Regions from separate parts of the Mus musculus genome. Here all the other regions are linked to region 1. A link is a loop called in an ENCODE intact Hi-C map of the cell type or tissue named here. Cell type or tissue: gastrocnemius. All regions are shown on one strand.

The links. Hi-C counts contacts between places; a loop is a spot of excess contacts. Peaks named below come from ENCODE experiments on the same cell type or tissue, not always from the same donor. Only the 100,000 strongest peaks of a DNase experiment are listed, where the experiment ranks them.
Region 2: it touches region 1 in a loop (4-fold over the local background); 3 of 42 quality-filtered maps call a loop at or near these places.
Region 3: a loop joins it to region 1, with 3.0 times the contacts of the local background. A loop is called at or near these places in 9 of 42 quality-filtered maps.
Region 4: a loop joins it to region 1, with 8 times the contacts of the local background. A loop is called at or near these places in 39 of 42 quality-filtered maps.
Region 5: it touches region 1 in a loop (3.0-fold over the local background); 15 of 42 quality-filtered maps call a loop at or near these places.

The regions. Positions count from the first base shown.
Region 1 is chr3:107,459,736-107,464,735 of GRCm38, forward strand. It overlaps a transcript of Kcnc4 not described here. Among named protein-coding and RNA genes, the nearest start is that of Kcnc4, 3.3 kb to the left of the region's middle. In gastrocnemius, a CTCF peak has its summit at 2,615 (motif pointing left); DNase peaks (open chromatin) are centred at 247, 486 and 2,617; H3K4me3 peaks cover 1,008 bases; H3K27ac peaks cover 1,176 bases.
Region 2 is chr3:107,398,782-107,403,781 of GRCm38, forward strand. No RefSeq gene overlaps it. Among named protein-coding and RNA genes, the nearest start is that of Gm40120, 20 kb to the left of the region's middle. In gastrocnemius, no CTCF peak of the experiment used is centred here; no DNase peak of the experiment used is centred here; H3K4me3 peaks cover 205 bases; H3K27ac peaks cover 2,911 bases.
Region 3 is chr3:107,376,590-107,381,589 of GRCm38, forward strand. Gm40120 (a long non-coding RNA gene) reads left to right here and starts at 4,220. Exons shown (of 3, transcript XR_867555.1): 1 at 4,220-4,281; 2 at 4,817-4,949. In gastrocnemius, a CTCF peak has its summit at 3,015; a DNase peak (open chromatin) is centred at 3,008.
Region 4 is chr3:107,354,753-107,359,752 of GRCm38, forward strand. No RefSeq gene overlaps it. Among named protein-coding and RNA genes, the nearest start is that of Gm35700, 7.6 kb to the right of the region's middle. In gastrocnemius, a CTCF peak has its summit at 2,569 (motif pointing right); DNase peaks (open chromatin) are centred at 2,263 and 2,608; H3K4me3 peaks cover 393 bases; H3K27ac peaks cover 2,573 bases.
Region 5 is chr3:107,202,928-107,207,927 of GRCm38, forward strand. No RefSeq gene overlaps it. Among named protein-coding and RNA genes, the nearest start is that of Cym, 16 kb to the right of the region's middle. In gastrocnemius, no CTCF peak of the experiment used is centred here; DNase peaks (open chromatin) are centred at 2,778 and 3,263; H3K27ac peaks cover 1,069 bases.

The DNA.
Region 1 (5,000 bases):
CGAGGGGGGGTTCAGACGGGGCGTCCTGCGCGGCGCAGAGCCTGGAGGGCGGGGCTGCTCTGAAGAGCCAGGCACCGGGTGCTGGCGGAGTGTCCCGGGCGGTGGCCGAATGGCCAAGGACACCTGCAGGCTTCCTGGGCCGCGCCAAGAGGGAGCCTCAGCGCAGCGCCCCGGCGCCGGGTTCCTGAGATCTGGCGCCGCCGGGAGCCGCGCCATCTGCGCGTCTGCCCATCTCCGGGCGGGGCGCCGGCCTTGGCTCCCTGCTAGGGGCGGGCGCGAGGTGGTCTAGGGAAGGGAGCGCCTGGGCGCCAGAGGAATGGGGCTCAAAGGGCTCTGCGACTCCCTCCCGCGATGACAGAGGATGCGACGCTCCAAGTGGCGCCTTTTCCTCTCGGCCTCGCCTGACCAGGGCGCACCCTCCGCGGGGCGGGGTGGGCGCGGCGCTGCGAGGCGCAAGGCCGACCTGGGGCGTTGCGGAGCTCGGGCAGCAGAGCTCAGCCTTCATCCGCGCATCCCAGCCCAGCGGAGGCGCGTAACCCGCTAGCAGCCAGTGCCCAGCGTCGCGCGCCGCCCCTGCGCGCCTCCGCTTCCATCCCCTCTCGGCCCCACTCCCCGCCTCTCCGTAGCCCTCAGCTCCACCCACTGCAGCCCTTGGTGACACCTGAGCGCTCCCGACCCCTGACCTCTAACCTCTCTCTCTTCCTGTCTGTTTCTCTGCACCTCCTCACGCAGAGTCTAACCTGTGTATCCCTTACAGCTAAGCTGGTTGTATTGTTGCAGTTTCACTGTTTCATTGTGGCTGACTGGAAGCCAGGGTGGAATAGAATGGCAAGACTACATCAAGGAAGAGCCTCCTTCTCTCCTCCTCCAGAAACCTGGTCAGACCACCATGGCCCCATCCTGCGTCTTGGATGCTCTCGATCTTGATATTTATGATCTCTGACATATTCACCACAGCCTCCACCTTGGAGCCAGGACAGCACGGCCTTGGGCAGAGAAATGTTTCTGGGCTAGGTGGAGAGAAGTCCTAAACCTGCTGCTCTCAGTAGAGAAATGGTTTATGAGTGTGTCCTTGTGTCCCTTAAGATCATCAGGTTGAAGGCCTGGCTCCCTGTTGCAATGAAGGGAACTTAGGAGGTGCCATACTCTGCCTCATGCTGTCTTACTGTCCTATTACTGTCCCAGTCCTTGCACTTGACTTCTCTCCCAGACTCCGGGTTCCTCTAGGCTGCACTGTGTTTTTTCATCTTGATAACACCCACAGTGCCCGCCTCTGAGGACCCATTTGCTAAGTAATTGAGAAGCTGCCGTATCCAAAACATGAAGCATTAGACTTTGTTGGCCATCTCCCAAAAGCAATTTCCAGATTCATTAGTTTTAGGGCTTTTTTTTTTTTTTTTTTTTTTTTTTGCCTAGAACCACACCTACATTCCCTCTCCATCTCCTCCTCCTCTCTCTGCTTCAGTTACTCTGGGTGATACAGGGAGGATTTTTAAACAGAAGTGCAAGGTGATTGACACATCATACCTGATACTACATGTGTGTACCATCTGTTTTCTGGAAGGGGCAGCACTATTCATACTGGGCAAACAAAATGACAATAAACTATCCACCAGCTGGGGCTTTTCTGTTTTGAGAGAGGCTAAAGGTCCAACGTAAATGCAAGGGATGTCTATAAACAAAGGTCTTATCATTATTGAGGCTTTTAAAAAACCCCAAACCAATCAACCAAACAAACAGACCAAATGATCATCTGTGGTGACATGTGCTAGCATGCAGGAGAGGACCGGACCTTTCCACCATCTTGACTGGAGTTAGAAGCACTCATCTGTGGGCAGCCTCTTTGGGTACCTGCTTACTCTTACATCATGTCTGGATCCCAGAGAAGATCGAGGACTGCCTAGGACTGGATGGAGGAAGGAAGCACTACCAAGAGGATACTGACGTCCTGACTGTAATGATGACATTAAAGTCCTCTCAGGATTGTGTCCTGGCCAAAAAAAAAAAAAAAAAAAAAAAAAAGTCTCCCTTCACTTTCCACTCTTCAGCCTGAGAAAACAGACAAATGGCTAGCACTGGTAGGAGAGAGGAAGGAAACAGGCCACGGTATCCCAAATTTCATTTGTTTCTTCATTGAGCATCCATTGGACACTGATCACACATCTGTCAGTAAAATAGTCCTCGTCTCCAGCCCCAGGAAGCCTCTGTCCAGGCTGTGCATCATCCTGCAGTCCTGGTGATGGGGATGAGCGTCTGGGGAACACGGAGGAGGAACCTTGCCAGGATAAAAAAAAAGGAAGCCACGAAAGAAGAGAGGTAGAGGAGAAAGCCAGTGTGTAGCTAGGGGGTCCCAGGAAGAGCTCAGGAAAAACCTGTTAAAGGTACTCTTAAGAGGAGGGCTCCTGGCCAGCTCCCACTGACTATTTATTCTAAAGGTCTTGACTAAACCTGCTTCATGGGTCTTTCCCAGATTCCCTGGAAGCATACGTATGCTAAGGTTGGCATTCCAACCTTTACTGTCCTCAGCTCTGTGTGTGAGGTAAGGCTAATTTCTTCCAAAATCTATAGGCTTAGAAGAGGCGAGCCCCCTGCCCTACTGTGTGGGAGGGTGCTGCCCCCTAGTGGTGCTGGGACAACCCAGTTAAGGAACTCGATCCTTACTGTTGGTTCCTAACAGCAGCTGGTCCAGGATTTCCTGTTGATTCCAAGACTTCAGGCCTTAGCCCCACCTAGCATTCCCAGGATACTACCTGCTTTGTTGTCCATTCCTCAAGATCCTGATAGTTACAAGCCTAAGCAAGCGTGCCCCGGTCCCTGCCAAAAATGTTTGTTCCCCAAGCTTCTCCTCATCCCCATCTTCGTATTTTCTCTACTTTTCTTCCCTAAGATTTTTTTTGCTATAGTCAAGAGCATCTAGAGCCAGTTAATACTATGGAATCATATGCAGTAAATTTCCCAGCTAGAATTAAGAGGGTAGCCAAAGGATAAGGATAGAAGGCTAAGCTTAAACCTAGAGTGATGCTGATGCAAATTCTTGGGCTCCTGTGTCCTTTGTAGGGCACTTGAAGAAGCCCTTTCCCCATCTCTACAGAAGCCAGAGGGAAATTAAGAGGCTAAAATTAAAGTCTCTCCCCATTGGGGCCAGTATGTGGTCTCCCTCTTTTAAGTGACAGGGGTCATCTGATCACTTCTCCTCTTCTTTGGTATCCTTTTTTTCTAAGGTGCCCCAGGCCAAGGAGCTAGCCTATAGCTATTAGGGCAAAGTTATATCCTTTGGTACTCACATCTCTTAGCATTACAGGTCCTGCCAGGGACCTATCCCCCCCCCCCCTCCTCCTCCTCCTCCTCCTCCTCCTCCTCCTCCAGATGCAGACCAAGGGGCCAGCATCCTTTCCCAGCATGCCCTGTTCCCTCTCAGCCCAACAAATTGAATTGCTTTATCAGAGCTCATCACCAGGCACATATAGTAAGTCTTTGATTCTGTGCAGGATGAGTAGGGTGGGCCAGAGGATACTGGGAGCCTGTTTGCTCAACAGTTCATTGTCTTATTCAGCTCTCACCCCAGGCTCTTAGGCTCCAAATCGAATGGGAGAGCTGTTCTGGGAAGGTTCTAGGAAGAATGTGTGTAAGACAACGGCCCAAAGTACTACCAGCAATATGGAGATCAGCTACACTGGTTCTGACAAGGGTTACAGACAGGATTGGGCTCATTTTAAAATCTCAGAGAACTCTAGAGGCCTTTTGGTGGCCCACCTCCTAAGAGGAAGAGACTGCAAATGCACAGATCACAAGCTCGGGCTGGGTTAGGACTCAGGGCTTCAGAAACGGTGGCTTGGAGTCATAGGCCAGGGAGGGGTTGGGGGCTACTTCTTAGGCATGTCCCTGTCGAGGGTTTCAGACCTATGCAGCAGCAGTGAACCTGAGAGAAGGAGCTACAGCTGGGTTTGGACCAAGAACAGAGAAAACATGGAGGCCCATGTGCTCTCCACATGTAGGAGTGTGTTCATAAGAATCACAGACGCAGAGCCAGTGGAAGGGTCCCCTAGAGGTCTTTCTACTCAAAGCTGTTGGGCAGTGGGAGGCAGCTGGGGCTGGGGAGTGTACACACACACACACACACACACACAGAGAGAGAGAGAGAGAGAGAGAGAGACAGAGACAGAGACAGAGACAGAGACAGAGACAGAGACAGAGACAGAGAGAAGGGCCCAGCTGGCATGACTCCTTGGCACTCCACATTTCTCCATCTAGAAAAGTACATATTCCTCCTACCTGGGCTAAGGTCCAACAAAGCAGGCTCATTCCAGTAGAGTAGTTAATTAGTCCTGATGGGTTTGATCCCCTCCCGCAGTATCCTGGAGAAAGGGGAGCAGCTGTCTGGAGAAGCAACTCAAATCTGAGATCTTGTTGGATAATCATGAAGCCCAAGAATCTGTCTCTTCTTAGGTTAGCTCTGGACACACTATGCTGCCAACTATGATGCTGGGAGCCCGAGGGTAGACCCTTTACCAAGTCTTTCTGTTTTGCAGCTGGCACTTTGCCTACATGGAGTAATCTTATTCATAATATGTTGTTGTTAAATAACTTGAATCTCCTACCCATCTTCCAGGTTCCTTCCATCTGGATCACTGGAAGGTGGACACACCAAGACTCATTGTGATTGCTTGGACAAGACAAGGAGCCTTGCCTGAACCAAGCCTTTATGAAGGTTCCCAGGGTTTAGCACAATTCTAGGCACCCCTAATACCTGCTTCCTGCTCCAGGCAAGGAATTGATGAAAGAAAGTTAGAAGTGAGAGAAGGCTGGGGTCCTTTCTGTCAGAGCCTTGTAATGTGGTGGAGAGTACACTGGATCGGAAGTCAGGAAACCAGGCTGTGGCCACAGTTCGCCCTCTAGTTGTTCGAGAAAGCCTTACTTACCCCTTGTCTGTTTCCTCAATTGTTAAAAGGTCAAATCATCCCTTGAATTCACTTCATGGTTATTTTTACTGTGAAATAATA
Region 2 (5,000 bases), 61 kb before region 1:
CTCTCTCCCCCATCTCCCTCCCTCCTCCACCTCTCTCTATCCTCAACCTACCTCCCTCCTCCACCTACCTACCTCTCCCACCTACCTCCCTCCCCCACCTCCCTTCTTCCTCCATCTACATCCTTCCCCACCTACCTACCTCCCCCATCTCCCTCCCTCCCCCATCTCCCTCACTCCTCCATTTCCCTCCCTCCTCCACCTCCCTCCCTCCTCCATCTATCTCCCTCCTCCACCTCCCTACCACTCCCACCTACCTACCTCCCCCATCTCCCTCCCTCTTCCACCTCCCTTCCTCCTGCATCTTCTCTAGGAAGAAGAGCATAAGTTTCTAGATGAGCTCAGGTTTGGGTATTCACTTTCCTTTTCTGTGGCATCCCTGTGCATATAACAAACCTGTAAACCTCTTCTTGTGTTCATCTCTCTACTCTGTTTACTCATAGGTCCAGAATGGAGTTCTCAAGGGATAGAAGGGGCATTTTCCTACCCATTGAATGTAGAGTTCCTTTCAGGGACTTCTGTCTGACTCGGTGGTCTCAAGGGCCACTATGAAGAGATTTATTTTCCTACCCACTAGACTAGGAGACTTGGAGAGCTTTGTACCCAAAGGGAAAGCCAACCCGGTAAAGAGATGCCCCCAAAGGGAAGGGCTTTCTAATGCCCCCTTCCTCCAAAACTAGAAGAAGAAAAAAATTATTTTAAAAGGGACTGTTGCATCAGGTGTGGTGGCACACGCCTTTAATCCCAACACTTGGGAGGCAGAGGCAGGTGGATTTCTGAGTTTAAGGCCAGCCTGGTCTACAAAGTGAGTTCCAGGACAGCCAGGAAAACCCTGTCTCGAAAAACCAAAAAAAAAAAAAAAAAAAAAAAGGGACTGTTGCCTTCTAAGCCTGAAACTGAATGTGCTTTGAAGTGGTTTTTCCAATGTAAGACTATTTCTTTCTTTTTATTTTTAATGTATGTGTGTGTGTAGGCATATGTCATAGAAGACATAGAAATCAGAGGAAAACTGTGGAGCTAAGAGCAGTAGACAGTTGGACAGTGGCTCCTTCTACCTTTATGTCTACATGGGGGTGAGTTCCTGGGATGTAACTCAGATTGCCAGGTATGCAGGGCAAGCACCTGTACCACCAAACCATCCTGGAACTCAGAAATCCACGTGCCTCTGCCTCCCAAGTGCTGGGATTAAAGGTGTGTGCCACCACTGCCCGGCTACCACCAAACCATCTTAATAATTTCTTGTTCTATGACTAAAACCGGAGCCTTGAGCCTGTCAGCTCTCCACCCAAAACACTTCCCTCTAGAGGCTGGTCTTCCTTACGTAAGGACCACTTTGAACCCCAGAAATAACTGTGGGTCAGATGATGCCCCCACTTGGAGGAGTGTGCATATTTCTGGGCGTCTCTCTGTCTGCATTGCCCAGACACGTTCCTTCTTACCCTTGGTAATCCTTACTGGTTCAAGGGTGCCAAGGCAAACATCAATCATTCTATCTCCAGCAGCAATCTCAGAGGGCCAAGAAGATGTCAGCATCAGAAAATAAACAACCCTAATATTAGCCTAGATGTGTGGACATGCTTCTCCAGCAGGTGTAGGGGGAGAAAAACACTTACATTCTTGTATATTTTTAAGTTGTACCTCATGCACACAAATCTCCCAGAACATCACTATGTGGTTTTTGGCCTAAAATAGCTATTGTTACTGAAACTCTTACTTACGGGATGAGACAACATCTGGCCCTGGGCTCATGGTAGCTGGCTGTTTCCAGAGCACTGATGTCTTGAGGCCTCCTGACCCTACATGTCCCCTCTGCCACCAGGAGGGCAACAATTCTAGGTTTGCAAGCACATAGCCACCCCCTCTACATTAGAAAAATGTGCAAGTGACAGATGCAAACAGGTCACCGAATGAAGTCACCAGACATCACAGTGCCACCAATGAATGTTTCTGAATGAGACTCACCACGTTTCTGCAGTTTGTGTTGTTCACAGGACTATGTTCTGGATGCTGGGAACCACATGGAGTTGTGTGGTTTGATGGTCAGGTAGAGGTAATGGGACATGCTATTGTAACAAGTAACTTTTCACAAAGAATTAAATCTTGGCTGAGTATGTCATGCTGCAGAGTTTGAGCAAAATCTACATTTTCCTGAGTTGGTCAACATTTTGATTTTATAATTGTCAATGCTAAGGGCACGGATTCGTATCAATATGTAATATAAAATGGCCATTTCAGAAACGGTTGGAAATTCTGTCCTGATCCCAAGCCAAAAATCATTTAATGATTTTGGTGAAATTCAAGTCAATAGCTCAAAGGGCATTTTCTACCTTTTCATGGGTACGTGTGTGCTATGTACCTGCATCTATATGCATGTTTGTATGTATGGGTGTACACGTGTGCTTATGAAGTGGAAACTTCTAGTTTCTTTGGAAAGTTAGTTGTGCCAAATGATGGTTTGCTGAGGCACACGGGTGAAAGGATGTGTTTCTAAAGCAAACACGTGAAAGACTGTTTTCCTGAAGCAGACACAGGTGAGAGCATGTTTGGATATAGCAAACACGTGAAAAGACCTGGGACGGAGGAGTATAAATATGAACCCACAGACAGTGGGAGACTGGCACTAAGCATTGGTTTGTTCTGCCTCATTACTTTTCATCACTAACAACATGCATGTATTAGTCCGCCTAACATAGCGTTGTTGAGCTCAACTTCTGGTAACTCCGCCATTGAAACTCACCCAAGAACTGCTCATGAAATTCCGACAGCAGTCTGCCGCTTCAGTGGCCTTGCCTTAGGCCTGTTAGGGAGCCTGGTGGTTTCTTCAGAATTGAACTACAGCTGTTTGCTTGCTGAAAGGACTGGACTGTAGCTGCCTGTTCATCTGTGGTATCTGCCTGCCTACAGGGCCGGTCTGCAGCTGCTGAGTTGTATTTGGTGTTTACTATGGGACTGAACTGCCTGCCACTAAAGAAGATCAAGCTCGCCCCAAAGAATTATTGCTTAACAGGTCCACTCCCTCCATATCCTAATAACTCTTCTCTTCCACTACCTCTGCTGGGTGATGGACTAGAGGAGAGGTTGAACCCTTATTAAAAGTAGGTTGCAAAAAATGTATGTCTACATGCTTATATGTGCTACTGTGCCCTAAGTTTGAAGACACTCCCACATTCAGTTATAAAGCTCTAGATGAAGTCAGCACCACAGTTTAAAAAATTGAGACTTGCGATTTTTGGTCCAAGATGGAGTCACTTAAGACACTAAAGTGGAGACTGGTGTGGAATCTAGCTCTATCAGAGAACTGGAAAAAGAATGGTCCTCACTTCTCAGAAGTCTGCTGATCCCTTGTCTCAGCAGCTTGGCCACACCTTCCTGCTATTCTAAGGACTAGAGTGCCCTCCCCCACCCGCTGTAGTCTTTTTCTGTTTAATAGTCTCCTGCCACACTTCCACCCAACTAGAAGCACCCTATAAAAATTCAGATTCCTTCTTGGGGTGCTACATTCCTTTCACTTGGGAACAGCCTGGAAGCTCAGAGCCTGAATAAAGCTTCAACTTTTGGCCTCAGTGTGGCTCTTGTGGTCTGCTTCTTAAGCCTCACACGCCCATTCTCTTTCTCTCTCTCTCTCTCTCTCTCTCTCTCTCTCTCTCTCTCTCTCCCTTCCTTCCTTCCTTTCCTTTCTTTCTCTCTTTTTAAAAGATTTATTTATTTATTTTGTGTATATTTGAGTATAATTATAGCTGTCTTCAGACACACCAGAAGAGGGCATCAGATCCCATTACAGATGGTTGTGAGTCACCAAGTGGTTGCTGGGATTTGAACTCAGGACTTTTACAAGAGCAGTCAGAGTTCTTAACCACTGAGCCATCTCTCTAGCTCCACACTCTACATTCTTATCCACACCTTTTCTGTTTCTCATTAGAGTACAAACAGGCACCTCAACATAAAACCAGATACGCCAAACCTGATAGAAGAGAAAGTGGGGGACAGTCTTGAACTCATCGGCACAGGAAATGACTTTCTGAACAGAACACCATTAAAACAGGCACTCAGAACAATTAATAAGTGGGACCTCATAAAACTGAAAATCTGTAAAGCAAAGGATATCATCATTTGGACAAATTGGCAGCCTATAGAATGAAACTACATGCCCCATACAAGGCTAATATCCAAAATCCATAAAAAATTTAAAAACTAGATATCAAGAAAACAAATAACCCAATTAAAAATGGGGTACAGATCTAAAAGGGGAATTCTCAATAGAGAAAACTCAAATGGCTGAGGAGCACTTAAAGAAATGTTTGGCATCCCTAGTCATCAGGGAAATGCAAATCAAAACTTCTTTGAGATTTCATCTTAAACCTGTCAGAATGGCCGAGATCAGCAAAACAAGCGACAGCTCTGGCTGGTGAGGATGTGGAGTAAGAGTTTGCTGTGGGAGAGCAAACGCTGTGAAAATCGGTGTGGATGTTCCTCGGGAAGACAGGGATCAATCTACCTCAAGATCCAGTTATACCACTCTTGGAAATATACCCAAAGGATACTTCATCCTACCACAGAGACACTTGCTCAGCCACGTTCACTCTCTACATAATAGCAAGAACTGGAAACAACCTATCTATCCCTCAATGGAAAAGTGGATAAAGAAACTGGTGCATTTACACGATGGAGTATTATTTAGTCCTTAAAAAATATAACACCATGAAATTTGCAAGCAAATGAATGCAGAGACACATGTTCACACACTGAAGAATTCCCCCACAAAACTGGAAGCTATACCCAAAAGATAAAATTAAAAAAAAAAACAACAACCCTGACTTAACATTACGAGACAGTGAACCTCCCAAGATGTCCTTGAGATCATTTTGTGTTGGCCATCTCTATTGGGCATGGGGTCTATCCTTAAGAGTAGTTTATTTCCCCAGTGAGACTTCTTTGGAGAAAACAAGGGGAAAAAACCTAATTTTGATTTGCAAGTGGCTAACAATGATGGTTTCTGGGTTAGG
Region 3 (5,000 bases), 83 kb before region 1:
CACACACACACACACGATTGTGCACCCACACACATATGTGTGCCTGTAAACATATGAATGCACATACACATATCTACATCTTGCACATACACACAGAAAATAAAAATAAAATAATTAACACCTTACAGTCCCCTCTTGTCCTTCTGATGTACCTGCCTTTCAAATCTCTAAGGTTGGCCCAGGAGCACGGTTGAACCTGTCCCTTTGACCTTTGTATAACTGAGATCAGTTTTGTGTGTGTGTGTGTGTGTGTGTGTGTGTGTGTGTGTTACTTCTGCTCATTGCTGTTCATAATGTCCCTCAGCCAAAAGAGGATCATCTATATCCTCTGTTGTGGAGAGCCGTGCCGTGAGCAATCGCGTGCATGCCGTGAGCAATCGCCATTATAAGATGGCGCTGGCTTCCACTGCGCCTAACTAGCAAACAAGCCTTATGCGCAAGTGCAAGAGTGAACTCACGCCTAGTCACTGCCCATCTCGTGGCGTAGTAATGGGGTGATGGGCGAGCAACGAATCAGGAGCTGTCACGCCACATCAGGTTCTGAAACATCACGCTGCGGGCTATATAAGCAGCACCATTTTCCCGGTTCGGGGTCTTCCCTCCTGATAAGTAAGCAATAAAAGCTTTGCTGCAGAAGAATCTGGTTGTCCTGAGTGTGTTCTTGCCGGCGGGGACAAAAGCTCGGGCAATACTCTGTCCCTGCAGGGGCCATCTCAAAGAGATGATGAAAGTCTATAGTCAACAACTCCCTTAAATTGCATCCTTAAGGCTCATACAAACATATCCATATTTTCACAACACACTCATACCACTTTGCTACTTAAAAGCCTTTCATTCATATATTTCCAACTATGCACTGAGTGCCTACTATGTGCATGATGCTAGCTAGCATTCTGACTTTATATTCCACAATTAATAACCAGGTAGGGAAGAACTTAGAAATGAAGCAGCTGAGGAAAACTGCAGCTAGATCTTGGTATCTTCTGTCTCCTGGTTGTCAGAATGCACCTTTTGTACTTAAACATCCTTGAAGTTATAGTTAGGTTGTTCCTTCTGTACCACACACTAAGGCACCAGGGCATTCCTCACACATGTGCAAGAACCACGTGTCTGCATACTTAAAAGGCTGCTGTTATCATCCTATCACTTGCATTGTAGTTTGACATTCTGAGGACCATGGGAAGAAATACCTTAAAAGGGAGGTCAAGTCCACCCTGATTTGGGAGAAAAAAAGGTCCTCTTACCCCATGAATATTCTTCATAAATATCTCTTTTTTAAAAATCCACAACACAAAACCCAACAGCAGGAAAGGCTCACTCCAGTTTCTCTTTGGAGTGTCTGCTTTGTTTAGCTTTGCTAAACAAGCTTCTACTTAAACTGTCTTTGATCCTCACCGAGTCTTTGCTCCGAGAAGACAAGAGCCCGGAGAGCCCGGAACATTACAGAAAGATCATTGGCTTCTCCAAGCTTAAAGAGTGAGAAGATGTTTGTAATTTACATTCTGAAAGTTTATTCTTCAGGTTAGTGGGTAACTCCTTTACCCTGGCCCTAAGCCTACCTTTCACATTATTATTGCTTTTAATCTCAGCACTTGGGAGGAAGAGGCAAATAGGACTCCATGAGTTTGAAGCCAATCTGGTGGCTAAATTTAGTGAGTTTCAGGACAGATAGAGCTAGTTCAAGGTTAGCCTGGACTGCATAGTGACTTTTAAGCTATCCTGGGCTAAAATGAGACCTTATCTCAATTCTCATTCTCCCTTTAAAAGAATTCCATCTATTGGGGTGACTACCACGCTTGCCATGCATTAGGCACCTCAATAAATGAGCCAAGACTGCGTGAGGTCATCCTTGAAGTCCTTGACTGATCACATAGTCACTGTTAGGAGGCCACAGTCTGTTCTGATAGCTGAGATAACATTTGGCAGTTGGCAGTCCCTTTTGATCTTCACAGCTCTCTAAAGATAATCAATCCACAGCTTCCGAGGGCACTAAGACTCACTGAAGTAACCCAGCAAGCAAGAGACTAAGCTAAGCTTCCAGGGGAGGCCCAAATGTGTCCCGTCCCGTGACAACCTAAGAGTCCTGTCTGGGATCAGATGGCCTGACTCACTGCTCATTAGGATACTGTGTATCTAGGGAGCTCCAGCCATTTCCAGAACCTTCAGCTTAAGTCATTTTCAAAAGAGTAAAACTGCTATGAATTCATGAATAATGGCCGCACTTAGTCATTTCTAGAAAGGAGCCACTGTAAACAATGGTGTGTGATGCATACTGAAGAGACAGAGAGACACCCAAGTCCAAAGCAAGGGAGAGGAAGATAGACAGTTTCTGGAGGATCAGCAGCTCATGTATGCCTGAGGGAAGGGCACGGCAACTGGAAGTCTGGATCGGGTATTCCAAGAACTCAGTCATTGTGTCTCCAGTTCTGCCTGGGGGAAGCGACCAGGATAGTTCTAGCCCATGTTTTCAAATCACAAAGCAACTTTCTCAGGATTAGCTGACCCCCTCAGAAGGACAGGACACCTGGTACTTGTCTGCCGTCTCACTTTTGCCTTGGGCTCCTCACTCTCTTAGGAGTTTGGTAACTGTAAGTCAATAGTCAATACTTCTTGAACCTGAGCAACTGCAAGCATGTTTGTGATTCTGTCTAATGGCTGGGGCTGCAAAGCCAGGCAAGGGCTGTCTCTTGGTCCACAGTAAACTCGCTAAGGAGATTCTCCCACCTCTACCACCAACAGATGCCAAGAAGGAGATCACTCTATCCTTCAAGCTCTGGCCACACTGCTGCCACGGCCCAGCAGAGCTGCCGAGCAGAGAGGAAGGCCTGACTGCAGGGCACAGACCTGAAAATCCAGGGAAGCTCAGTGAAAGCCCAGCTTCCTGGACTGGGACCTGAGAACCAACCGAGGGAGGCTCATTTGAATGTATCCTAAGCGTCCCAGAAGGAAACCACCTCTGCAATCCGGTTTTGACCCACAGCCAATTTGAGCCCTGCTGCTCCCCCTAGCGGGAGAAGGAAGCAGTGAGCTAGAGTTTGAGGATACACAAGGATTTGTAAACACTTGGAGGCTGGCTCACCCCAAGGGAGGACTCATCCATCCCTGGCAGGGCAGGATCCTGAGATCCACCAGGGATGCCATTTCCCTTTTATCTTTCTCTCCTCTGGGATCTGGAGAGTGATTGAGATAATTTACCATTTAATGTGGGCAGATGGCTTAATTAGGCTCAATCGCAAGACATTCACAGTGGCTCTGAGTGTGTGAATGACTGGGGGCGGGGGTGGGGGTGGATAAGACCAGCCAGATGTGTCTTCATCCTCTGCCCTGTCACCCAGGCTGGCCCAAAGGTTCCAGGATAGTCACAGGGTCATTCTGAGTAGGAATCTAGCCTTGGTCAGAGCAGCTGGACAGCCCCTAGCTCATGCAACAGGAGATTCCTCTGGTTTTTTTAAACTCATAACTAGTTCTTGTGATAGCAGCAACAACCAAAGCCAGCACTGCTTTGGGAAGCCCATAGGTGGAAATACCAGAGTCAGAGATTCCAGCCCTTCTCTGAAAGGCTGAAGGTGGGGAAACTGTGGCTGAGACTGGGGTGTGTGACTGGTTCATCTATGGGGACTTGGCATCTCAGACCCAGAAAGGGAGAGAAGAAAGGGAGAAAGGAAGAGAGGGAGAGAGGGCAGAAGGGAGGGAGGGAGGCAGGCAGGGATATGGATGTGCCTGTCTGTGTATATGCTCCCTTTCTCATTCCTCTGGCCTCCTTCTTGTCTTCCCCAGTTTATAGGTTCTTGACCAAAGGCTATGTCCCTTTCCCATCTCTCTGTGTCTGAAGGAGGCCTTGGGAACCCCCAAATGGCCAGTAGCTTCCCTGATGCACTCATTCCTAGTCCAGAGCTTCTTTAGCCACAGGCTTTGGGAGCAGCCCCGACTTTTTTCTGGGTGAGCTCTGCTTCTACAGATCATGAGCCCATCCTGTCTGCAGCAGGCAAGCCTGGGGGCAGAAACCAACAGCAAATTGCTCTCCATTCACTATCTCCCCCAAAACACCTTAAAATGATTGTTTTGGGCCTGAGCCAGGGGACTGATGTTTTCCAAACCACAAGGAACATTTCTTGGCTCATTAGCTTCATCACTTTCCTGTTCCAGAGCCCCTCACCATTCCCCCAGGAGCCTGAATAAAATGCCCCCACCAAGATCTAAGCAACTCCGGGAAGGAAACATAGGGCCCAGGCCCGGGCTGCAGCTGTTTGCCTCAAGGAGGACTCAAGCGGGGTGAAGCTGGTAAGATCAAAGGCAACTCCAGGCAGGAAAGAGACAGACAGCAACTCAGGCCCAGTGGGTCCGAGGATTTCTACTAGAGGGCATAGAACAGAAGACAGTGGGGATACGGGGCCAAAGATGGTAGGTCAGTAAATGTGAGAAGGATGGACTTACAGGACACTGGTGAGTGTTAGTGTCTCAGGAGAGACAGAACTAATAGGCTGCATATCTATATTATGAGAGTGGACATAGTAAAGGAATTCATTGTCTTGTGTGGCTATGGACACTGAGAAGTTTCAAGATAAGCCATTTGCAAGCTTGAGACCTGAGATGGAGTGGCACAGCTCAGTCCAAGTCCTCAAAAGGGAGGAAGTGCATGACAAGTTCTCAGACTGAGGCTGAAGGCCAGGGAACCCGGGAGACCACTGATGCAAGTCCTAGAGTCCAAAGGCTGCAGATCCCACTGTTCTGAGGAGAGTGCTGCCCTGCTCCAGGGGAGGAGGAGAAAGAGATTTCAGCTTGCCTCTGTCTCTTCGTTTTTTGTCCTTTGTTCTAGCTGTTTTTCCTGAGAACTGGACATGCCTGCCTTCCATGAGAATGTTTCTTCCCCTCCCAGTCTACTGACTCATATGCCAAGCTCTTGTGCACAGATGTACCCAAAAGGAATGTGTACTTTACCAGCTCTCTAGGTATTACTTTCTGTGTATTGTTTACTATAATCAAATTATTAACCCTTTAAA
Region 4 (5,000 bases), 100 kb before region 1:
GCTGCATGTTCGTGATCCTTAGGACATAGGGATAGGAGGATCAGGAGCTCATGTCCACCGTGGGCTACAAAAACTCTCCCTCAACAGCAACAATGAATGAAGTGAAACTGGTACCTACTTTTAACAGATTATGAGACCGGATGAGAAGAGAGGTTGTGTCACACAGCAGAGCCAAGATATGAACCAGTTTCTGGACTACACTTTGATAATCATACTAGAGTGCCTTTTGAAGGATGTTCTCCCACTCCTATTCCCTGAGGTAATTCTCTTTTAGCTCCCTCACAGTACCACATGAAAGGCAAAAGGAGAGATTCTCAAAGGTATATGCACAAATTCAGGCAAGAGTGGTACAGCTTGAGGCAGTTCTGCAGTTGGGTTGAGTGTGGAAAGAGTTAAAGTGTGTATGCATTCGCACTCATGCTTGTCATACAATACACATGCCCACGTGGGTATGGGCACTCATGTGTACATGTGGAGGGCAGAGGTCAGTATTAGTTAGTTGTCCAGTTTATTTTTCAGGACAGGATCTCAGTCCTAATTAGTTTTGATTGTTACCTAAATACAGTCCAGGGTTATCTGAGAAGGAAAGCCTTGACTGAGGAATTGCCTAGATCATGACGGCCTGTGGGCGTGTCTAAGAAGCTTGTCTTGATTAGGAATTGATGTAGGAGGGTCAAGTCCACCATGGTTGGTTCCATTTCCTGGGAAGAGGTATCCGTCCACATAAGAAATGTAACTAAAGCCGGGCAGTGGTGGTGCACGCCTTTAATCCCAGCACTTGGGAGGCAGAGGGCAGGCAGATTTCTGAGTTCGAGGCCAGCCTGGTTTACAGAGTGAGTTTCAGGACAGCCAGGGCTACACAGAGAAACCCTGTCTCGAAAAACCAAAAAAAAAAAAAAAAAAAAAGAAAGAAAGAAAGAAAGAAAAGAAGGAAGGAAGGAGGGGGAGAGAGAGACAGACAGACAGACAGACAGACAGACAGACAGACAGAAATGTAACTAGGCACTAGCCTGTGAGCTAGCAAACTAGTGAGCATCATCGTCCAATGGTTCCTGCTGGACTGAGATGTAACACTACAAAAAAAAAAAAAAGAAAAAGAAAAAAATTCACTTTCAGGTTCCTGCTTTGACTTTCCTCTATGTTGTCCTGTGACTAGGAAGGGTAAACTAGATGAAACAGTCTTTCCTTAGATTGCTTCTAGTCAGTTACTTAACATTAACAACAGACAGGAAATGGTACCTGGCTAACAATCAGGGATCCGCCCATCTCCACCCATCTCACCCACCCCACACTAAGCTTATTACTGCCAGGTTTGACTGACTTTTACCAGGGTTCTGGGGTTCCCAGCTCAGATTCTCATGTTTGCACCACAAGCGCTTTACTGAGTGGGCCCAGCCTCTTAAGTGTAGTTTTGAATACTAACTGTGGAAAGTCAGGTGGGAAGAATAGCCCATCCTTTATGCGGTTGTTTGAATACGTTAAACACAGCACATGACTGCTTGATTCTTTTTCTCTGCTTTACTTAGGTTTTGGTTTCTGTTCTTTCACGTTTTTCAAGATGCAGAGCCAGCAGTGTTCTTGGAATGAACACCCAAGGTTTGGGGATTGGAAGGTTGGGTGTGAGCATCATTGTTTTTTTCTTCCTGTATAATCACCAGAGAAATATTTTCTTCTCTGTGGCCCCACTTTCCTCATCCTTAAATTTAGTTTAAAAACAAAATAACAAATTTCATTCCCTGATATACAGCACATGAAAGAGCTCCGTACGTACATTTTAAATAGAAAACACAGTATACATAGAAATTAAAAGCCTCTCCAATTCTTTTACCATACTACTCAGAGGGCTGCTGTGGCAGGCTGTCATGACCTATAAAACCGTCAGCACTAGGTGGTCCTTTTGTGAGTCTTCTAGACTTTTTGGTTTTTAAGATGTCTTTATCAAGACAAATCTCTCAAAAGTAGAGGGCTCTGAGTGGGCTTTCTGCTTGTGTTTAGGGAAACGGAAGTCTCAGAGATGTAGTTGCTAGTGAAGGCTCTGAAAGGCCACCAGGAGGGCAGACAGATCAAACTTCTGAGTGATGACCTGGGACAGAGCCAGGACTTCCAGTAGATGTGTCAGGAACAGATTCAGTAGCAAGTAAAAAGAGTGTTCTGAAGATGCCACAAGAAAACAGAAGCAACGACTCGGAGAGGAAACGAGATAATCAAGGAGGGACTTCAGATGGCTTTAAGGGACTGGTCAGAGGTAACGCAACAGGTGGTGGGGCAACTTACTGACTTGGCTTTGCTGACTCAGTTCTCCCTAGCCAGGCAACAGTCCTTGAGGGAGGGAAGAGGAGGAGCCTGTGGGGAAGCAAAAAGAAGGAAAGCAACTGGGGAATTGGGCCCTGGTTTGGCTGAATGTAACGAGTTTGCAGAGCAGCAGTCCTGACTCTGGCCTCCTTAGGCCCCAGAGCCTAGAACGGTACACAATCCTCTTACTCAGTTAACTCAGCAAACATTTATAGGCCTGCGAGTCAGTTCCCCGCAGTAGACCCACGTGGGATTGCTAGCCCTGGCGAGCCTCCTGCCTAGCGACCAGCAGAGGGCAGAAAAGACCCGCAGATGCCAAACTCTGCACAGCCTGCAGCCTAGCTTCTGGCGGGGAGGGGGGCGGGGGGAGGGGTGTGGGGAGAAACTAGGTCACTTGGTCCTGCCAAATGGCAACATTGACAGGGGTGGACACACTGGGACTCAACACAGAAACTGTGAGGCCTCGAACACCACCTTGCCAAGAGCACTCATGCCTCTGGGCTTGCAGAAGTCACCGTTGCTTGTAGAGGGAAGGATGAGATCGTGTGTGTGTGTGTGTGTGTGTGTGTCTGTGTGTGTGTGTGTGTGTGTGTGTCTGTGTGTGTGTGTGTGTGTCTGTGTGTGTGTGTCTGTGTGTGTGGTCTGTGTCTGTGTGTGTCTGTGTGTCTGTGTGTGTCTGTGTGTGTGTGTCTGTGTCTGTGTTGGGGGGGTGTTTGGTTTATTTTGCTTGAAATAGCTTGCTGCAGTACTTGGCTTTTTTTTTTTTTTTTAGATAAATTCTCACTCCAGACTCCAGGCTGGCCTGGAACTTAGGGTCCTCCTGCCTCACAGTGATGTACAGCTACATGTGGGATAGCTCAGGGTCGGGGCAAGGAAGTTCTTCCATCAAACAATTAAGTAGCAGGCTCACCTCAAGCTGTGTTTTAGAGTAAAGGGGAGGCCAGACCCATGCAGAGCACTGATGGGTGGGGCAGGTTGCCTCAAGAGAGTTTACCAAAGCTCAGAGCCCTCTTTGGTCTGGGAGGAAACTTCCATTTGGAGGTGAGGGGGAGGGCTAAGTGGACGGATGTGGCTAGGTGAATGCCAGATCATATTTCTTAATGGTTAGAGGACAGACTTGGAGTCAGATTAGCTCTTTCTCTTAGTCTTGCCAACCAGAGGTTATGAAACCTTGAGTCGGCCATTTCCAACCTCGTTTTTCTCCTCTGTAAGCTGGTGAGACTGTCATAAAGATGAAGTGGAAGAACTCTCCAGTGTGTGAAAGTGTTGTTGAGTCTCCTCCCCTCTGTCCTTCTTAGTGGCACACCATGTACCAGAATCATATCTGTGACAGGTACCTCTTGTGCTGGACAGGGAGGAGGGACACCCACGAGGCTATTAGTCCTTCAAGTAAACTTGTCCTTCAGGAATGCTGTTACAGTGGGGCCAGGAGGCTCCTCTCCATCGATGCACATAGTACCCTGCTACTAGAAAATGTGGGTGTCTGGGGCAAATGTTTTTCTGGCTCCTCAAATCACAAGGCCTTTGGGGGACGAGGAATTAGTAAGTTAAAAATGGTCTTGATGAGAGGAAAGTTGGAGACAGGATGATACTCCATTTCTTCTCATGGACTCTGTGAAACGTAGAAGGTCCATCTGAGTGCCTTGTCTAGGACTGCTTTATATGAGTGAGTCTGGAAGACATTATGCTAAGTGAAACATGCCAGGCTTGGAAAAACAAATACTGCATGCTCTCCTGTGAGGAAGCCAAAAGTCAATCTCGCTGAAAATGAGCACGGGATGGTCGTGACTCGAGGCTGGGGAAGGGCTGGCTAATGCATAGCATTGTGCAGGAGGAATATATTCTACTGTCCTATCATCACAGTAGGGGGACATAACTTATGGTATATTTCAAAAGAGCTGAAGGAAAGGTTTTGGAATGTTTCCGACATAAAGAAGAGATATATGATTGAAGTATGCTAATCACTTTAATCCAATCATTAAACATTGTATATAGTATTACAACTATCACAATTCACCTCATAAATATGAATAGTTATTTTGAGGTTTTTTTTTTTAAAGAGCAACTTGTGAGTGTTTTCTCTTCATTAAGCCCTGCAGCAATACCTGTGCTGCCTTTCTATGTCAACAGAAGGAAATCAGGCATGGATGCTCTTACATAAAACAGCTAAGCACAGTGTTCCATACTTATTACTTGGCAATGAGGCAAGAACCTTGGAGAACTAGTTTGAGGTTTTAGTGATCAAAAAATAAATGAAAATGAGGCTCAGAGAACCATGCAACCAGGGAAAGGAACTTTCCCGTCCTTTTCTATGCTCTTAGGTTCTTTCTCTGTGACCATTTGGACATTTGGCTGGATCCCCGCATTGGAGTCTCTGCCTTTGGGAAAGGCTCTTCCCGAAGTCCTTCCGTTCAAATCCAGTCAGTGCTTGTGTTACCCAGCCTCAGAAGAGAGACACTCGGAACTCTTCCAGTCAGACCAGCTCGGAGCTCAGCAAGTGCTCTAAGGCTGATAGGTCCTGCATTAGCTGTGTGGTCATGAGCACATGACTTGATAAACAGTACTCATCCGATTTAGAATCCCAGCACCTGCTGTGTAGGTTGTGAGACCTGACACAAGGTGTTCAAGCTTCCTATGTCAGTGCCCTCATCTGTATGGAGACAATAACAGTATCTACTATATGAGCAGTATTTACTTTGTCTTCGTTT
Region 5 (5,000 bases), 260 kb before region 1:
CCCTGAATTTTGTGTGCAGACCCTGAATTCTCCATTTTTTTTCTCAAAATCTAAGCCAAAAATAACTGATTTGACACAGGGTGCCAACGATCAGCTTGGTTAGGGTATAGACACGAAACTGCTGTTTTCCTCAAGTAACCCTCGGGTTCCTGCTATGACCAGATGCTCAGTCTGTCTCCGGGGTTACAGAGACAGCCAAGGAGGAGCAGCTCTGCCCCTATGAGGTACAGAAGATCCAGGAACTCTCACCCTCCCTGTAAGTAAGAGGCCTTTCCTTATAGTTTACCTTTCTAATTTCCTGATCTCTCCCTGTGAGGTCACAGGAAGCCAGCCTCCCCCACCCCACCCGCACTCCCTACCCATCAAGTGGCAACACTGACCTTTTGTGAATCAACCCTAGATGTGGGGAGTGTAACTGAACAAGTTCACGTTCTTCTCACTGAATGACACACGGCCACAACCAACTCGAAAAGACTCTGAGCCTGGGAGGGAGCTCAATGTTGAGCATAAATGCGGTCAGGGAAGTTCCAGATGCAGCAAGAAAGGCAGAAGGATGGTCCTGGATGTCCCGAGAACAGAAGCCAACAGACTTGACCTTGCATTGTTTCCAGAGAGAGACAGAGACAGACAGAGAGAGAGAAGAGGAGAGAGACAAGGACGAGGGGCAATAGGGAAACAAACTAGGAAGAAGTTTCTTCTTAGGCCACTCAAAAGCACGTGAAAAGAGAACAGAGGATCCATTTCTTCTAGGTTTAAAGAACTAGAAAGAGCAAAGTGAGCAACCTTTTTCTCAGAGTTGGGTGGAGATGTGGAGCTAAAGAAGGAGCGAAGGAAAGTAAAATGGCTTCTTAAAGAGGAATCTCCCTGGGCCTCGGCTTCCCCGTTTGCTAACAGTTACAATAAACACAAGCTCCTGAGACTACAGTGAGAATCAAACAGTATACTGCATGATAGTCTTTAGCAAACTGGAACAGACACTTCCAAAGCAGAATGGAGGTCAATGAAGATGTGACTGTCCCGTGGCAGATTTAAGGAGATCAGACTGTGAGGTGGAGGGTGCCTAGGACAAAACCTACTGCAGTTTGAGTTCAGGGTCACTTGCCTGCGTCCTTTAAATATCATCACCTCAATAATTATAGTATAGTATAGTGCATTCTATATTAGCCAAGTGTGTAGTAGATAGTCAACATATCTTTATAAAATGCAAGAACTGAGGAAGAAGGAAAGAATTGGTGCAAAACTAAGAATGTGTTTCTTTAAAAGTCACAGCTTCATCCTACAATGTCCACCAACTTAAAGCAACTTGATATCTCCCAAACATTACCTGGATCCCCTGGTGGCTGTCCTGTGCTTCTGACACCTCAACATTTGCTGGGTTTGGAGGACTTCCAAGCTCACAGACTAGCAGGGCCAGTTCCTCTTTAGCTGTTACTAGAGGTCAGAGTCAGACCTCTGCCACAGAGACTTCACCACACCACTGCTCACAACACAGTTCTTGCATTCCCAGAGTGAGCAAGAAATGACCGAAGAGAATCTCAGGCTCTTTGCAGCCCAACTTCAGAATCGGTGCCTTGTTGAGCCACCTCTTCTATTTGCTGCCAGCTCTTGTAGGATGTCACTCCAAGCAAACATCTCTTCTAGGATGCAGGACTTGACAGAAAAAATTGTCCAGGAGACATATGTGCAAACACCCACTAGACTCCACAGGGATTGACTTGCAAGCTACAGAAGCTCTTCTTGTCCCTCTTGAATCCAAATAAATCCTACAAGGCTGGTTCAGATCTACAGCCAGGCTGGCATCCAGTGATGGGCATGTCCATGTGGAGTCTTATGTCCAGTTCCTCTGACTCTGGCGAAAGACAATTTCTTTAGAGTCCAGATTTCTAATCTCATTTGTCTCTGTTGGCTGTGCGGAGGACTTCTGGGCATCCTGTGGACTCAGGAAAACACTTTTCTCTATTATTTACTTATTGTCCTCACACGTGGAGAACATGCGCTGAGATCTGTGTCCCTGAGATCTGGGATGGAGACTGTGGCTGTGGTTGGAGGTCACAGGGGAAGACATTACTTTCATATTGTCCTAGCACCAGTTCAAAGCTGCAGGAGGTATGACTGACCCTACAGAACACTGCCAGAGAAGCACACAGGCTTATCTGCAGACTCCTGTTCCCTCTCATGCGCCTTAGGAAGAAAGCTCTAATGGCACAGTTACTCTAGTCCAGATGCTAAGCAGAGTCCTAGGAAAGAAGAAGGTTCTCAAGTGTCATGGCCTGAACTTGGAACCCAGGGGTAAAGCTTCAACCATGGCTATTGGAGACTGCATCTCCCATACCAGAGGAGACTTCCAAGGCCACCACAGTCCTCAAAAGAGAAGTGAAACTCTACCAAAGAGAAGAGGGAAATGAGTTTTCCCATTGTGGTGGTTAGAATGTTTGGATCCCATAGACTCATGTGTTTGAATGCCTAGTCCATGAGGTGTGGCACTATGAGGAGGTGTGGCCTTGTTGGAGTAGGCATGGACTTGTTGGCAGAATTGTGTCACTGTGGGGGCAGGCTTTGAGGTCTTTGGTGATCAATCTCTGACCAGTGTTGGGCCAGTCTCCTCCTGGCTGCCTTCAGATCAAGATGTAGAACTCCCAGATTCTTCTCCAGCACCATATCTGCCTAGACGCTGCCATGCTTCCCGCCATAATAGACTAAACCTCTGAAATGTAAGTCAGCCCCAATTAAATGTTTTGTTTTATAAGAGTTGCCAGGGTCATGGTATCTCTTCACGACCATGAAAATCCTAAGACACCCATCTCATTCAAGCCCAGCCTTGGCACCAGCCCCAAATCCCCATAGGATCTCGTGGGTCAGATGCTAGCACTGTAAATGCTGAGGAGGGGTGGGGCAGGATTCCCTGCTGACCTGGAAGACCAGTGCTGCCCTGAATCCCTTAAGACACACACAGTAGACACATTCTCCCCGGACAGCTCAGCTCAGCACACAAACCCAGTATCACAACATTCCAGAAAGATTGGAGAGACAGGACTCTGGAGACCAAAAACAGAAAGAAAAGCTAATCAGAGATATCTGGAGTTATGGGGTCGAAGACTGGGACTCCTTTTTTATCTGTGTCCTGAAGAAGCTGCCACTATGCTTTGCATGAGGGAGACAGTCAACTCTATTGTCTACTTGACCACTGCCCCCAAAGTCACCTGAAGTGGCCAAGAATGTCCCAAGGTATAAACAAGATGCTCTAAGTTGGTCTGGTCACTAGAGGGCGCTCCAGGACTAGAGCTGCCTCCTGGGCTGGAAAATTGAAGATCCTGTGTTTGTTTATTCACTCAACATTAAGCACATTAATACAGAACAATTCTATGCCAACGCTAAACGCTATAAAGAGTTGGAAATGACTCATCTTTCATTAGAAAGCCAGAAAATATGAAAAATAAATAGTGTATTCATGTTTACCCATGAATGAAAAATAAAATAAAAAAGGCATGGCTGCTCCTAGGTATGGTGAAGGGAAAACCTCACTGTAGATAAAGGGCGAGAGTAGCCAGAAGCAGGGACATTTAAGAGAGTCCTGAGTGGACATGATCCTGAGCTATGTGAGAAGGGAGAACCAGACCAAGAGGCCAGGGGATGAAAGGGAAGGGCCAGGTAGCCAAACTGGTTAGATCATATAGGGAAGGGCAGCTCGGGAAGCCCTGGGCTGAAAGAGTTTAGGGTAGGGGACAGGGGATACTAGTCATACCCTGTAGCAAGTAGGGACTGAGGGATGCTGGGAGAACCCGTGTCTGCTTTGATATGTTAATGAGCACTTCAGTTAGCATTTGACTCTGGTTTGACACTGAACAACCCACAGGTTCTCTCCCTCCTAGTGCACTGCTAACATTCTTTCATATCTTTGCCCATATCTTTTTCATATCTTTGCGTTCTCATTGACCCTGCCTTTCTGGCCTCACTTTCAAGCTCAATATTCTTAGTCTTGTTCAAACTCTCCACTCAAACCCACTGATAACTGTTGGCCTTTAGTCTAGGCTCTGCCCCACAGTTGCCTGGCAACTATAGTGTGTCTGACTCACTATAAAAGGGGCTGCTAGCCTCCTCCTCCTCCTCCTCTCTCACTCCTCCTGCTCTCTTACTCTTTCTCTGTTCCCTTACTCCTGTTCCCTCTCTCTCTCCATCCCCCCATGTGCTCATGGCCAACGCACCTCTCCCCCCCCTCTCTCTCCCTCCCTTTCTCTCTCTGCCTTTCTCTGTCTCTACTCCCTCAATTCCCCTCCCCATGTCATGCCCTAAATCAACTCTATTCTATACTATACCAACAATGTGTGGCTTGTCCCTCAGGGGAAAAGGATGGGCCAACAGAGGCACCCCCTTCCCCACACCTGACTGTACCTTCACCAAATGTATTCCTTCTCTCCCTTATCTTTTTATAAAACACACCAATAACCACATGCACTTCCTGCTTGCTTGATTTGGGGTGTTTTCTTTTGTCTAATTTGCAGCACTGAGAATCGAAGCCAGGACCTTGTGCATTCCAGGAAAACACTAGATAAGGAGCTTTGCTTCCAGATGCATTCATATGTCTGTGTGTCTACAAAAGAGACCACATAGGAGGTCCTTTCTCTGTGCTTACTAATGGACACAGTGCCTAGAGCAGTGTGTCCCATTCTAAAATGACAAGTGACAACTTAGGGGTAGGACTCAGCCATCAGTTATTCCTGCCATTTAGTAAAAGAGGGTTTGGGACTAACAAGTTCCTTCTCAGAGGAGGTGATGCTCAAGCTGGCACGAAGGTTGAGGCGCACGTGAAGGTAGAGAAGGCGAGGAACACAGCACGCCTCAGGACAGCAGAGATGGCAGAGGCAAGCTGTGTGAGTCTGGGTACACACAGGCAGATGGACAGTCCTGATGTCCCTCTTGGTGTTGGTACTGTGCTCTTCCCACAGTTGCTGCATGCTGTGCCCTCAGGGATGAGCAGAGCTAAGTGACAGCAGCCAGGCTTC